2 separate regions of the Homo sapiens genome follow, and region 1 is linked to region 2. A link is an interaction called in ENCODE POLR2A ChIA-PET data of the cell type or tissue named here. Cell type or tissue: Caco-2. All regions are shown on one strand. Each heading gives the region's core, and the rest is flanking DNA. Links, peaks and the distances in the headings are about the cores only. Region 1 has its middle 13 kb from the start of LGALS2. Region 2 overlaps CARD10 (caspase recruitment domain family member 10).

Region 1 (2,907 bases), core at 280-2,779, 80 kb before region 2:
CTTCAAGGGTTGGCATGTGGTTAAAGTGATAGCATATGCACAAAGTCAGCGCTCAGTTGTCCCCTAGAAATCATGACACGCTTGCACAAAGGGCCACGTTCACAGAGGATCATGCAGGTTTGCTCGTAAAAGTCAAAGACTAGAAACAACCTAAATGTCCACCAGTAGGTGACTGGCTGAAAATGTCGAAGGTGGAATACATCCCAGCCTTTAGAAAGAGAAAAGTGTTGGCCAGGCACGGTGGCTCATGCCTGTAATCCCAGCACTTTGGGAGGCCGAGGCAGGCGGATCATGAGGTCAGGAGATTGAGACCATCCTGTCTAACATGGTGAAACCCCGTCTCTACTAAAAATACAAAAAATTAGCTGGGCGTGGTGGCGGGCGCCTGTAGTCCCAGCTACTCGGGAGGCTGAGGCAGGAGAATGGTGTGAACCCGGGAGGCAGGGCTTGCAGTGAGCCAAGATTGCGCCGCTGCACTCCAGCCTGGGCGACAGAGCGAGACTCTGCTCAAAAAAAAAAAAAGAGAAATGTGTTTCACTGAGATGGAACAATTTCCAAGATATGCTGTTAAGGGAATAAAACCAAAGTACAGAACAGCCAGTATAGGCCAGGCATGGTGGCTCATGCCTGTAACCCTAGCACTTTGGGAGGCCAAGGCAGGAGGATCGCTTAAGCCCAGGGGTTCAAGACTAGCCTGGGCAACATGGCGATACCATGTCTCTACAAAAAATATAAAAATTAGCCGGATGTGGTGGCATGTACCTGTAGTCCCAACTACCTGGGGGGCTGAGGCAGGAGGATCATTTGAGCCTAAGGGGTTGAGGCTGCAGGGAGCCATGTTTGAGTCACTGCCACTGCTCTCCAGCCTGGGTGACAGAGTGAGATCCTGTCTGAGAAAAAAAAAAAAAGGGCCAGGCGCGGTGGCTCACACCTGCAATCCCAGCACTTTGAGAGGCCGAGGTGGGCGGATCATGAGGTCAGGAGATTGAGACCGTCCTGGCTAACATGGCGAAACCCTGTCTCTACTAAAAATACAAAAAATTAGCCGGCGGTGGTGGCACGCGCCTGTAGTCCTAGCTACTTGGGAGGCTGAGGCAGGAGAATTGTTTGAACCCGGGAGGCAGAGGTTGCAGTGAGCCGAGATCACACCACTGCACTCCAGCCTGGGTGACAGAGACTCCATCTCCAAAAAAAAAAAAAAAAAAAAAAAGACGCAGTCAGTGTCTGGCATGTTTTCATCTGCGTAGCACATAGAATATCCCTGGAAACAAGCATGAGAGAGATATTGGCTGTGGGGATTGAGAAAAGAGGGAGACTTGCTTTTCCCTGTAAAGCCCTTTTGAGCTGTGTGAAGTGTTTTAATCACATGCTTGTCTTAATTGTCATATTTTTAAGTAGAGGTTTAGCAATTGAAAAGCTGTTTTTCTTCCTAATTTATATTGTTCTCTTAGTGGCCAGCAGGGGGAGGTAAATGCTTTCTCTCTTCAAACATCTAAACCACCCCGTTGACAACCACCCTTCTTGAGACAGGAGAATGGCTTGAACCGGGAGGCGGAAGTTGCAGTGAGCTGAGATTGCACCACTGCACTCCAGCTCGGGTGATAGAGCAAGACTCCGTCCGGGGCGGGGAGCGCCTGGCCAATTTTAACCATCTTTAAATGTAGGATTCTGTGGCATTTATTACATTTATAACATTGTGCAACCATCACCACTATCTAGTCCCAAAACTTTTTTTATCACCCCAAACAGAAGCTCTATACCCATTAAACAGTAACTCCACTATTCTCCCATCCCCTCAGCCCCTGATAGCTTCTAATCTACTTTCTGTCTCTATAAATTGTCTATTGCAAATATTTCATATGAGTAGAATCATACAATATTTGTCCTTTTGTGTTTGGCTTCTTTCATTGAACATAATGTTTTCAAGTTTCATCCATGCTGTAGCATGCAGCATGTATCAGCACTTCATCCTTTTTCATAGCTAAATAATATTCCATTGTCTGCTGGGCACGGTGGCTCATGCTGTAGCAGGACGAGCCACAGACAAAACTCCTCAGACACCGAGTTAAAGAAGGCAGTGGTTTATTCGGCCAGGAGCATCAGGCAAGACTCCTGTCTGAAGAGCCGAGCTCCCTGAGTGAGCGATTCGTTTCCCTTTTAAGGGCTCACAACTCTAAGTGGGTCCGCATGAGAGAGTCGTGATGGATTGAGCAAGCAGAGGGTATGTGACTGGGGGCTGCATGCATCGATAATCAGAACGAAACAGAACAGGACAGGGATTTTTACAATGCCTTTCCATACAATGTCTGGAATCTATAGATAACATAACCAGTTAGGTCAGGGGTCGATCTTTAACTACCAGGCTTAGGTCAGGCAGGCCCAGGCCTGGTTTCAGGTCTGGTTCCTTGCTTTCGGGTCTGGTTCCTAGGCGCCAGGCTACCTGCCTTTAGTTTTGCTTCTCTTTCCTTTTCTGAGTATAAGACAATATAACACAATATGAGAGGATCTGTCTCTCTTCTCTCAATGCCTGTAATCCCAGCACTTTGCGAGGCTGATGTGGGTGGATCACAACGTCAGGAGTTCAAGACCTGCCTGGCCAAGATGATGAAACCCCGTCTCTACTAAAAATACAAAAATTAGCTGGGCATGGTGGCGGGTGTCTGTAATCCCAGCCACTTGGGTGGCTGAGGAAGAGAATTGCTTGAATCCGGGAGGCGGAGGTGGCAGTGAGCCGAGATCATGCCACTACACTCCAGCCTGGAAGACAGAGCAAGACTCCCTCTCAAAAAAAAAAAAAAATTCCACTGTTTGTATATACCACATTTTGTTTATCTATTCATCTTTTTTTTTTTTTTTTTTTGAGACAAGGTCTTTCTCTGTTGCCCAGGCTAGGGTGCGGTGGTGCAA
Region 2 (2,907 bases), core at 308-2,807:
TTGGTGTGTGGCAGGAGACGGAGGCTTTCTGAGGAGTGATGGGCAGGGACAGGGACATGTCCCAGGCCTGCTCTACTGTGAAAAACCATGTGGCATGGGGAAGGCTTTCCTTTCTGTGCCTCAGTTTCCTCATCCTCATCACAGATAAGGATGATGTAACAATTATAAAACGGCCTTGTGCTTTATAGATACCATCCTCAGTGCTTGCCATGCACAGACCCCTTTAATTTTCCAGCCACCCTACGCTGGGGTGGACAACACTATCTTCCCCATTTCTAGAGGAGGAAACTGAGGCACAGAGAAGTTGGTTAGAGCACTTTCCCAATGTCCTGGGATTGAAGGAATTTTTTTTTTTTTTTTTTTGAGATGGAGTCTTGCTTTGTTACCCAGGCTTGAGTGCAGTGGTGAGATCTTTGCTCACTGCAACCTCTGCCTCCCACGTTCAAGCGATTCTCCTGCCTCAGCCTCCTGAGTAGCTGGGATTACAGGTGTGTGCCACCATGCCTGGCTAATTTTTTTTTTGTATTTTTAGTAGAGATGGGGTTTCACCATGTTAGCCAGGCTGGTGTCAAACTCCTGACCTCAGGCGATCTGCCCGCCTCAGCCTCCCAAAGTGCTGGATTACAGGCATGAGCCACTGTGTTCAGCCGGATTGAAGGATTTCTGAGTTGGCTCTCAGCACTGCTGAGGGGCGGTGGCTGGCAGGTAGGAGTGCTCCCCTTTCTTTACCCAGAGGGCTTCCCCTTTTTTCTGAAACAGACATGGGGCTTGCTGTAGGGTTTTCTCAGAAGAAATAATTTACTGCTTAGAGAGGACGGCGTGAGGGCTGCAGGCTGGGGGTACTGGGAGGGGCTGCAGCCCTCACGGCTTGTCCCACCTTTGGGTTGGGTGTGATGCGATTGGGAGATGTCCTGCGTGTGTGGCCATCTGGGGGCTGCTGGGACAGGGGAGGGGGATGGAAAAGAGATGGTCGGAGGTGCCTCTGTAGTCTGCAGGTCATCTGCCTCTACGCAGAGTGGCTGCTTTTTCCTATTTTAGGGACCTAAGAAGTGAAATTGGCCAGGCGCAGTGGCTCATGCCTGTAATCCCAGCACTTTGGGAGGCTGAGGCGGGTGGATCATGAGGTCAGAAGATTGAGACCATCCCGGCTAACGTGGTGAAACCCCGTCTGTACTAAAAATACAAAAAATTAGCCGGGCGTGGTGGCATGCACCTGTGGTCTCAGGGACTCGGGAGGCTGAGGCAGGAGAATTGCTTGAACCCGGGAGGTGGAGGTTGCAGTGAGTCAAGATTGAGCCACTGCACTCCAGCTTGGGCGACACAGCGAGACTCTGTCTCAAAAAACAACAACAAAAAAAGAAGTGAAATTAAACTTAGCTACTATAAATTTACCTTAATTTATAATTTATGTTTGGAGCTTTTCTGCTCCAAAATTAACAAAGGTGTTGCAGATGGATCTGAACAGAGCACCTGATCGTGCCTGGCTTGGCGGCTTGCATCCCCACCTCCCATAGGCAGGTGTGTGGCGGCTGGGATTTAATACCCTGTTTTATAAGGTGCAAATTTAATGAGCTGTTATTTCTAAGCAACATAAACTGAAGGAACGAACGCTATAATTTTGTGCTCAGTGAGTTTGTACGCCGGGATTAAATGCATCCGTATTTCCTGTTGCTCGTCGGAGACTCCCAGGTGTCCTGTCCTCTGAGCTCATCAGGGAAGCCGGCTGGCCAGGGGTCAGGCAGGAGGCCCTGGTGTGTGGCTGCGGTTTGCTGAGAGGGTGTGACCACAGTTGTCCTTGTAACGAGCTGTCTTTCTCTGGCTGTTCACAAAGCATGTTTTGTGAGTGGAAAGGAATGCGGGAGTCATGAATTTCTTTCTGAGTCTCTTGCGGAGGAGGAGGAGTGGACTGTTAATTTGTAGAATTGCCTGACCCAGCCTCCAGACCCGTGTGTGTGTGTGTGTGTGTGTGTGTGTGTGTGTGTGTGTGTGTGTGTGTGTGTGGAGGGGGGGCTGCCATTCTAACCTCTCAAGGCTGGGGAACTAGCAAGTCACTTTCCAAGAGAGGCCAGGGGACTCCTAGGGCACCAAATATTGCATGCCTGACTGTAGCACCAGAAGTCATTGTGACCTTTTCCCAACAATGACTTCATTTTATGGCCTGCCACCTGCTGCCACTCTTGTCACTGTCTGGCCACCTCAGACCCCACATGCGTCACGCTTGGCTGAGTGCACTCATAGTCCAGCAAACTGGCCATGCACGTCTGCTCCCAGCTTGGTGGTCACACCACAGCTGCCCACCCCCCATACCAGGCCAACTTCTGGCTGCACACTCCGAACTGGTGATTGGTTAGGGGCATGGGATTTTGTTTGAAGCTGTGAAGACAGCCACGGTCACACTGTGGCAGCTCTGTAGCCCTTCATAGTTTAGAGGCCTCTGCCCACTTGCTGTCTTGTTTGATTCTTGCAACACCTTTGGGAGGCAAATGATGGGGCCAGGGGATTGACTGGGCCCATTTTACTGATGAGGAAACTGAGGCCCAGAGGAGGTAAGTGACTTGCTCAGGATGACAGAGCCTAGAAGTAGCAAAATTGAAACCTGAACCCTGGAACTGGAGCTCTTGAGGGAGATGAACCAACAGCCAAATCTTCTGGAGTGGAGGCTTTGTTAGGAATTCCTTTCAGGGTGGACCAGACCAAGTCTGAGTCTCTGAGAGTGTGTTGAGGTGAGATGTTGGCTTGTTGCGGGGAGCATCTGGTTCCCGGACTGGATGAGTCCCTCAACTCTCAAAACCATTGCCCTCTCCTCTCCCCTCACACCCCCCCCGTACAGATGAGATGATTGAGGCACAGAGAGGGGCCATGACTTGCCCAGGGTCACACTGAGCTAGAGACGGAGCTGGGGTCTGA

What was found. Peaks named below come from ENCODE experiments on the same cell type or tissue, not always from the same donor. Only the 100,000 strongest peaks of a DNase experiment are listed, where the experiment ranks them.
Region 1: POLR2A ChIA-PET joins it to region 2 with 16 read pairs; 10 of 35 experiments call an interaction of 5 or more read pairs at or near these places.

The regions. Positions count from the first base shown.
Region 1 is chr22:37,591,276-37,594,182 of GRCh38, reverse strand. No RefSeq gene overlaps it. Among named protein-coding and RNA genes, the nearest start is that of LGALS2, 13 kb to the right of the region's middle. In Caco-2, for the core only: a CTCF peak has its summit at 1,475 (motif pointing right); a DNase peak (open chromatin) is centred at 1,542.
Region 2 is chr22:37,511,560-37,514,466 of GRCh38, reverse strand. All of the region lies in intron 3 of CARD10 (caspase recruitment domain family member 10), which reads left to right. Among named protein-coding and RNA genes, the nearest start is that of CARD10, 6.4 kb to the left of the region's middle. RefSeq lists an enhancer at 2,016-2,529. In Caco-2, for the core only: no CTCF peak of the experiment used is centred there; DNase peaks (open chromatin) are centred at 1,756 and 2,136.